2 separate regions of the Homo sapiens genome follow, and region 1 is linked to region 2. Evidence: chromatin loops called from intact Hi-C (ENCODE). Cell type or tissue: heart right ventricle. All regions are shown on one strand.

Evidence for each region. Peaks named below come from ENCODE experiments on the same cell type or tissue, not always from the same donor. Only the 100,000 strongest peaks of a DNase experiment are listed, where the experiment ranks them.
Region 1: a loop joins it to region 2, with 3 times the contacts of the local background. A loop is called at or near these places in 2 of 110 quality-filtered maps.

What each region holds. Positions count from the first base shown.
Region 1 is chr4:23,880,079-23,885,078 of GRCh38, reverse strand. It overlaps PPARGC1A (PPARG coactivator 1 alpha), which reads left to right. Exons shown (of 13, transcript NM_013261.5): 2 at 148-327. Among named protein-coding and RNA genes, the nearest start is that of PPARGC1A, 7.5 kb to the left of the region's middle. In heart right ventricle, a CTCF peak has its summit at 2,996 (motif pointing left); no DNase peak of the experiment used is centred here; H3K27ac peaks cover 5,000 bases.
Region 2 is chr4:24,417,469-24,422,468 of GRCh38, reverse strand. It overlaps a transcript of PPARGC1A not described here. Among named protein-coding and RNA genes, the nearest start is that of MIR573, 100 kb to the left of the region's middle. In heart right ventricle, CTCF peaks have their summits at 2,650 and 2,855 (motif pointing right); a DNase peak (open chromatin) is centred at 2,858.

The DNA of each region.
Region 1 (5,000 bases), 540 kb after region 2:
TTTTCCTGGTGATTAAAGTGCCAGAAACTAGCTTTGGTAGTGTAGTTGAATTAACTAGGCTTAATTCCTATCACATGCTATTGCAGTTTAATAAATTCCTGTGGTTAATGGAAGCTTTTTTAAATTTTTTTTTTCTGCCTCCTGCAGTGTGCTGCTCTGGTTGGTGAAGACCAGCCTCTTTGCCCAGATCTTCCTGAACTTGATCTTTCTGAACTAGATGTGAACGACTTGGATACAGACAGCTTTCTGGGTGGACTCAAGTGGTGCAGTGACCAATCAGAAATAATATCCAATCAGTACAACAATGAGCCTTCAAACATATTTGAGGTAAGGACATCCTTTGGAAACATTAATTTTTCATTGAGTTTGGCTTGGGCCCGACTAACATGGTAATAGACCTGAATGCATAATGAGTTCTTACTTTGCTATCATCAAAAGACTTTTCATCACAGTTACATACTTTCTAATTTATGGAAAAACAGCATTTGGAAAACAAATGTTTTGTTTTTATTTTTTTAAAGATTTAAAAAATAAATCAACTAGGGACTAGGAATCAACAACTGTGAGTGAGTTAAACTGTGTTGAAATACTAAAGGGTTGTGAAAGATTAGTGACAAAGAAGAACAAAAGTCTAAACCTGTTTATTCCTGTCTATTTCCCACAGAAAGAATGAGCAATAAATGGTACCTCATATAAATTAATAAATAAGAAGGCCTTTCTTTTTAACCAAGGGGGTAGATGTCTACCTTTGTTTGCTTTACTAATTAGGTGAGCTCTTTTGATTATTATTATTAATTATATTTTTGGTTCATATCTCTAATTTCTTTATATAATGGGAATTGCTAAACTTGACTAATCTACTGTATACTTATAAATCAGTCAAAATTCATTTACTTTTCAGTAGCAAGAATTACCTCCGTGACTCCGGACTCTTATTATAAGCCTACCCTATAATAAAGAATGTTAATCTATTCCTATTAAAGTGTTACTTTGAGAAAAGGAATTCTTTCCCACAAGATCAGTACTCATTTACTTGAAATACATTATTTTTTATAGGAACAAACATTTAGTGAGTACTCTGGCAAGTGAATTAAACGAAGGATGACATATCGGCTAGTTTTCTTTATCACAACCGCCAGTGCCATCATCATCATCATCTAATGTTTTCTGAGCACCTACTATGTGCTGGACTTTTCTTATTCATCAGCAAAGACATTTCTTATACTTCCATGTTATTTGGTTGAAATCTGAGTCTTAAGAAAGCCAAGTTTAAAATATTAACTGAGTTTTGCTGGAACCCAGCATATAATACATGCTGAATAAATGTTTGTTAAATCATGAGAGAATGATGAATATATTAATGTTGATAACAATAATAGTAATGACAATAATGGCCAACATTTTGGTATACTCATGCTTAATATATGTCATCTCACTTATCCTTGAAAACAACCTATTGTTAGGTCCTATTGTTATCATTCCTGTTTTACATATGCAGACACTGAAACTCAGAGAGGTTATTTGTTTTCCCCAAATCACACAGTTGACAATAAAGACCTGGGATTTGAACCCCAAATTTATCGGACTTCAAAGTTTATATCCTTGATAAAAATAGAGAACCCATGAATTTGGGTGACAGCCATCCTTTACAAAGACATATCAAGCTGCTTCTTTGCTCAATATATTTAAAAATAGAACAGAATCTTTCCTTTCAGTGTTGGTTGGCACGGAGGTAGAGTTAGCTGGTGAGCCGAGACGGCTGTAGGTTCTGCCTATGGCTGAGATTTTGTAATACCTCTGGAGATTAAGTGGGTTTTAGAAGAATGCTTAAGGTAGTAGAGTTTGGACTGGGGAGACAGAACAAGGTGGAGGGAACACTGAAGGTTGTGGTTAGTTCTACTTTCCCAGGCTTCTCAGCCGGGTCTTAGAAAGTTCATGTGAGGACTTGGCCAGTTAGAACTGGTAAATTGAACATTCCTCACTCAGTACACTTGTCAAGTTACAGGCCCATTCTAAGTCATGCTGCATTAAATAAACAATGCTTTAAAAAATGTCCATCTCCATAGACCTCTTATCTAAAAATCACCTATTTCATATCAGGTGAATGCCATGCATTTTGTAGAGGCTAGAGAATAACTTAGCGGTAGGGGAGATGGCATAGGAGTCAATGCCTCTCTGGTGGGCTACTTTAAAAAAAATACAACTTTCTCCATAACTTTTATGTCCCTATATTTTGTGTTGTGGTATTTGTGAGAGGTACTTTGCATTTATACCTTCAGGAGACTTGGTTCAGCATCTAGTTAATTATCTACATGTAGGTGCTTAATATATGCCATGCCACCCTTTTTGTCTCCCTGTATCATATTCTATGCTAATAAAATTATTTTCAGCACTCTAAAACAGAAGTTCATTTAATTTAGTCTCTCATTAGGTCATTTTAAACCAATGATTCTCAACCAAAGGCGATTTTGGTCCCCGCCCCACACCCCAATTCACGGGACATTTGACAATATCTGGAGGCATGTTTGGTTGTTATCCCTGGGGACAAGGGGATGCTACGAGCATTTATTGAGTAGAGACTAGAGACAAGGAATGCTGCTAAACATCCAACAGCCTACAGGACAGCTCCCACCACAAAAAATGATTCAGCCTCCAATGAAAAAAGCACTGAGGTTGAAAAACCCTGCTTTTAAATAAAGTCACAGGCTTCCCCTTTATAAATTACTAATGATTAATTGGTCAGATTTCTGAGAGAAGACATAGTAAGCTACTGGATATAAAGAATGAGAAGTCGTATAACGATATCGGGATGCCTGGGGCTCCAGGACTAATATGTCAGGTATCCTCTTAGTGTCAGAGGGCAAAAGTGACTGTTTAGGTAAGTTCCCATAACAGTTTTCTCTGATGTCACAAAGCCCATTCTTTATCGAGGCAAAGGGTAAAGTCATATGTGGCAATGCCCTTACCAACAGCAGCAGCTTCAGGAGTATTTGCATGGCATGAGGACACCTCCACTCTTTGCCCTCTAGTGTTAAACTCAGGCATCTTTTCTGTAATGTGAAAGGAAAGCGTGTTTTCAGCACAGGTGACATTCTAAAATTGGGTCTTCCCTGTGAAGAAGGTTCGTATGAAACCAGATAACTCTTTCATGGCCACAGGTTTGTGTTGCTTCTACCAAAGCAGCATTTCAGGGAAGTGCCTTCCCAGGGCCGGCCACTCACAGTGGACTTTTCACCTGCACTCACCTTCTTCCAATTTGCAAAGCCCTGCCTCATCACATTTGAGAAGGCCTTGTACTTGAGTAAGTTAAACAGTCACGGGCTCTGCTGTCTCTGATCTGACAATAACAAGCATTATCTACTTTGGATTCCCAGAATAAAATCAGGCACTGAGTAGTTAAATGCTTTTCCCTGACTCAAGTAGCACGTCAATGACACCACTGGAAACTGGCCATCGACTGAATTCTCATCAAAGCAGAAAGTGGGATTTAGGGATATATAATAGAGTGGCAGAGTCTTAAAATGTTGAGAGTAAATTATGTATCTCTTCTTTTTGTTTCTTCCATATGTTTGAATCTAAGTTTAATTTTTATTTAACATCACAAACTTAATAATGATAAAAAATGAAGCTGAATGTCACAATTTGAGAAAGGGAATTCTGGGTGGTGGCAGAGGGGTAGCAACATGCAATAGCACATGTTGGTTGAGTAACTGGACACGCAAACAATGTTCTCTGCTTACGCAACCTGTGTTTGGATGTGTAAATGCAGGTGACCAGGTACGATTCAGAAGCCACTTTAAAAAACAAAGCAAAAGGCTCAGAGGTAACAGCCTCCAGTGAATCTGATCCATGTGTAAGGAAAACAGGATGCGTCCCTGGACCGGCTGGTAGCAAGATTTATGTTTCAGAATATTGCAACATAACTTCCTTCCCTCTGTTGCCTTTGTGCATTGTTTGAAGGAGGAGAATAAAGGACTACTTTTGCAGCACAGCAGTCTGTAAAGATGGATGGCATGGGGTTAGTTTAAATAGCATATTGGCCTTTCTGGGTCACTGTGGGCAACCTTGTCCCTGGTTTATTTTAACACCTGCTTTAATGCCTCCATGATACAACTGAATGGGCATCTTTCATTCATTCGTCTGTTACTTCTGAATGAAGCTACTTGGGGTTCGTTAGAATGATGGCAAGTGAGAATGCAGTCGTCTCTAGGTCATTACTTGTAATACGTTCTGAGGACTGCCTTTGCTGATGGGGGGAGAAGGACTCTCACAGCTGTAGCCAGCGTTCATGTTTGGTCATTGCTGGAACTCTCAGGAAGCCTGAAACTGTGAACTTTGTAGCAGAAAAGGGTGAGTGGTGGTTTTGTATTTGTGTGTAAATTATCCTGCTATATGCAATCAAGGAAATGAATGTGGACGCTTTCAAGGCTACTTGGTTATTCTAGTGGGAATATAGATACTTTACTTTTCTTCATTTGGCTTTCAGTTATATTCTAAATTTTGCAAAAATGGACATATATTATGTACCTATCAAAAAGTTAAAAATAACAAATATTGGCAGTTCAACAGACCATGAGCATTTGAGGAGTAGGGAATCTGCCTGTCTTGTTCACTGACATTTTTCTAGATATTTTCTCAGAAAATAGCAGAAAGTAAGAACTCAACAAATACTTGTTGCATAATGAGTGAGTTGATCTTCATGTGTTTATTGATAGAATGAACTGCGTTAGGTAATGTGAAGATTATATACAAAGCACAAAAGAAGGCCTGTGTCCTAAAGGACTTTAAATCTAGTTTGGGAGGCAAAATGAACAAATGTAAAACAATTAGGAAACCATGCAAGGCTGTGTATACAAATATACAAGTATATGCATATGTTTTTAGTTCTTAGCAATTCGAAAACAATACAAGACTGTATATTCATGTATATGTATATATGTGTATGTACCTACATAGGATTATATATATATTTGCAATTTGCAAACATTGCGAGCTCGTGT
Region 2 (5,000 bases):
GGTCATGGGAAAGAGGTTAATAAAAAGAATCTGAAATGGAAATGGAGGCCCCTGTCAGCTTTAGACTGTATTGTGCCATATATCTGCTCTGTCCAAAAATATCTCCATCATGAGGACTTTCAACGTTCTAGCTTTTCCTTTGACAATCTAGGATGAGTGATGCTTTAGGTCAAAGATCAGCAAACTTTTCTTTTGTAAAGGGCCAGAAGGTTAATATTATAGGCTTCATGAGCCACATGGTCTCTATTGCAACTATGTGACTCTGCTGTATGCTCTGCTGTGGCATGAAAACAGCCATGGATGATACAATAAATGAATGGTGGGCTGTGTCCCAATAAAACTTTATTTACAAAAACAGACAGTGGGCCGGATTTGGCCTATGGGCCATAGTTTGCTGACCCCTGCTTTAGGTAATTGTTTCCTGAACTTCAATCCTTTTAGTACGACTCATTATATTGTTTAATCTGAGTAGCATCTGCAATATTGTTTACTTAATTTTTCCCCTTAAACTGACTTACGTTATTTTTTTTTTAACCAACAACTTAAGTTTAATTTATAAGGAGCTCTCTATCACTACCATGGAAAAGCAGTATTATATGTCCTTAATAAGGAATCACCAAAAAATAAACATAACAAGAACAAAATGATAAAGGCATGTACTACTAATTGTATGCACACCACAAGACAGCTTAAAATTTGACTCTCAGATTTCAGTACTGCTTACTTAGATGTCTTGAAAGAATGCTGACAGGTACGCATCATGGAGGCAGTGGCTGAGGAAGGACTCACAGCAGGGGCTGTTGCGTGGAAGACCAGGGCTCCTCTGGGCTAGAGTTGTTGGATCAAATGTAAACTGTTGGCCCGGCGCGGTGGCTCACGCCTGTAATCCCAGCACTTTGGGAGGCGGAGGCGGGTGGATCACGAGGTCAGGAGAGCGATATCATCCTGGCTAACACGGTGAAACCCCGTCTCTACTAAAAATGCAAAAAAATTAGCCGGACTTGATGGCGGGCGCCTGTAGTCCCAGCTACTCGGGAGGCTGAGGCAGGAGAAGGGCGTGAACCCGGGAGGCGGAGCTTGCAGTGAGCTGAAATCGCGCCACTGCACTCCAGCCTGGGCGACAGAGCGAGACTCCATTAAAAAAAAAAAAAAAAAGTGAACTGTTCATTAAACTTGAATTCTAGATAAACAATAAATAATGTTTTGATTTAAGTATATCCCATACAATATTTGGGACATACTCCTGCTAAAAAATTTTCTGTTTATCTGAAATTCAAATACAACTGGATGTCTCATCTTGATTTTTTGTTTGTTTGTTGTTTTTTCTAAATCTAGTGTTATGATCTGAGTGTGCATGTCGCTCCAAAATGTATATGTTGAAACCTAAATCCCCAATGCAATAGTGTGAGAGGATGGGGTCATTGGGAGGTGATTAGATCATGAGGGCTCTGCCCTCAAGAATGGAATTAGTGACCTTATGAAAGAGGCTTGAGGGAATGCTTTTAACATTTTCTGCCATATGAGGACATGTAGAAGGCACCATCTATGAGGAGCAGGCCCTCACCAGACACCATATCTGCTGGTGCTTTGATCATGGACTTCCCAGGCTCCAGAATTGTGAGCAGTAAATTTCTGTTGTTTATGAATTACCCAGTCTAAGGTTTTCTGTGATAGCAACCCAAGCAGACCAAGACATCTGGGAACGCTACCCCGGTTCAACAGCAAGAATCGGTTGGAGAATGTGCCAAGTGGTAGGGGAGGGCTGCTGGCTTGTGTGGAAAGTGTGGGCAGGAAAGAATCAACTTGGCCTGCTTAAAATTTAGTCTAGGGTGGATCTCAGCAGGGGACAGTGAGTAAGTCAACCAGGAGGTATGGATCAGAAATTAAGAAAGACTTTTGTGACTTGGAATCCCAGCCGGGAGTGTGGACATGATCCATTCTGCATTAAAAACCCACTAGAGAGTTATAAAAACGGGCATACGATCGGACAGACACTAATCTTCCAAAGAACCAGAGTGTTAGCCTATTTATGTAGCTATATCATGCCTTCAACGCGCCGGAAAAATAATCAAAGGAGAATTTAGAACTGTTCTCAGATTGTCAGTTTTTCATCTAAAAATGTTAATGTACATTAAACTTTAAATTAAAAAAAGCACATCCCATCACAAACTATTTTTAATATGGAATACTTAGCAGCGGTGCACACTTTCTGTTCTGAGATTTACCAGGCTATTAACCAGAATAATTTGGGTTTAAAATGAACTGAATTAGGTTGTGTATCCCCACGTTAAGTCTCAAACAAATTACATTATTTAAGCTGTCATCTGTAAAAGGTGCATACGCTTTTGGTTATTCTATGCAGATAAAGTTGCAGTCCAGTTATAAGTGTCTGATGGCATCAGAAATGTCAGCAACTGACAGAACTGTTTATGGAAAAGAGAAAAGAAGAATCTCATTACTGGTTCTTTAGAGCCTATTTTTCACTTTTCTTTTTGTTTGAAAATAATTTAATGTATATAATTGCATGCCTTGAAGACTTTAAAATACACAAGGTTGCCTGGATTTAGACTCAATATTTGTGCTAGTTTGTGAGTTTGTATGAGGATGCATTTGGACATGAAAACCTAAAGTTGGCAGGAATTTTTCTATCCTCTTTTGTCTCTTCTGGGTGATTTGGATGTGATTATAATCAGGAAATAGTTTGAATGTGATAGAACCCTGATGATTCCTAATTCTGGCCGTCATGTGCACCAGCCACTTCTGTTCCTCTCTGGAAAGAATTGAAGAGTCAGCAGATAAAAGTTGCTTTTTCAGACTGAGAATGAGTGCGCCCCTAGCTCACCTGGCCGCTAGGTGGCACTGCAGCCATAAGGAAGTGTGGTCACAATTACATAGTTCGGCTGTGGCATTAAGGAAGTTCTCCAAGGCTGAAATTGGGAGAGGGCAGCCTTTTCATCTCTGTGTTTTTCGGGATTGTAGGGTTCTTTGGATTCTATTGCATACTTTGTGTATCTAGGATGCTGCTAAGGGGAAGGGGATTATTTGTTTAGGGTGTGATGTTTCCTGGGTTTGTGTTGTTGCATAAGACACACACACACACACACACACACACACACTTGAAGATTTGTTAGGAATTGTGTTGGTCAGGGAGTGGGAAGTGAAGGGCAATATCACACTTCCGTGGTTTCTGAGCAGAATGGTCTGTTCCAACTGAGCAACAGATGGCGTCCTGACCTGTGTGCCTTTTTCTTTGGTGTTCATCTGCTGGAAATGTTCTCAGTAGAGACGACCAAAATTCTGGAAGATGCTAAGTGTCATAGCATCTCTCTTTGTGCCAGCCCCCTCTCCTGCTTCTTTTCCCTCTGTTTTTAACCACTAAGGAAACAATCATTATCCAAAAGTATTTTTTTTCCTTTTTGAATAGAAGCTAAGTATTTGAAACCTAGACACCTTACTATTGTCCCAGAGAAGAAAAGAAACCAACAAAGAATCTACTAAGAGTGTCAAAGAGTGAAAACTGAATAACAGCTACACAAGTTACTCTGAAAATAACAAGAATTCTGGCAGATGATTAGCAAAAATATTTCCTAAATAGTGAAAGATGAGGAATTGACTGACATTGAGGTGTGTCTGGTGAAATTAAATTTGCTGTTAAGTGACTTGAAAAGAAATGTGTGGAGGGTATGTTGGTAATTAAATCAGCAAACAATGGGATTCATAATGAAAATGGTAATAGCTATGTTTATAGAGGTCCTGCTATGTTCCAGGCATTTTTGTATAATTACTTAATCTTTAGAATAGATCTTTGAAATGGGTATGATCAAACTCTTTGGCACATAAGTAAATGATAGTGTAGCTAGGTTCATACCTGGCCTGGGTTCTAACACCTTTAAAAGCTCTAATTAGAATTAGGTCTGTTAGAGTCTAACACTTGTGTCTCGGTGTTTAGAAAATGACTTGATAATGGAACATAAAGGCAAAGAGAATGTCTGTGTTGCTTCTCATTGCATCTCCAGGACCTGCCATAGTGCTTGGCTGGCTCATGTAGGACTTCAGTATACATTTGTTCTACCCATAGATAAATGCCAGAGAGCTGGAAGATTCCATGGTGTTTAATTAGAACACTAGTTAACGCTTGATGTAGCGAATGTAATAACAGCTTTAGATGTGGATGGCCCTCTGTTGCTTAGAAGAACTGGAATACACTTTATTTCAGCTCACTCAACCTCAGACGCCAAGTTCTATGGGGTGGGGAATATCATTGAATTTTACGAAACAAAGAAGCTGGAACTCTGGAGTTAAGGAAGCTTCCCATGGTGGCTGCACTTGTTGAGTTCAGGTTTTCTCACTTTAGATTTAAGGGTTTTTAAGGCAGCTCCAAGTTCACAAAAGCCCACACAATTTTTTATTAATTAAAATGACATATAATGAATAATATTCTTATTATTTTTATGTATATATAATAAATATTCTTACAGAAAAAACAAAATAAATAGTCTGATGGTGGAGGGTTAGTCTTATAGCCATATAGAAGTCATTTCACTTTAAAAAGTATGTTTTTGAACTTTTACCTGCAGTTTTTATTTGAGAAAAATTAGAAGGTACAGATGAGCAAAATGAAATATGCAACCACTCATCTTTCCTTTTAGAAATTTATATCATCTATAAATTTTTTCTATACATATATGTTATAAAAAGATCATGTTTTATAATTTGCTTCTGAACTCAATATAATGTATACATCTTTATGTGTCGACAAATTATTTCTACATTGTAACCTTTAATGGCTGCAAAGTGACCTGCTAGATGAACATATCAATTTATGTAACCAATACCTTGTTGCTGGACATTTGGGTTGTTTCCAGACTTTTGCTATAATAAAGCAATATTACAACAAGCATCCTTCAATGTGTATCTTTGTGCAATTAATCTTGACCCATTGTTTTATAGGGGAATTTACATACACCCAGAGAGGTTGTGAAATTTACTTGCTAGGCAGA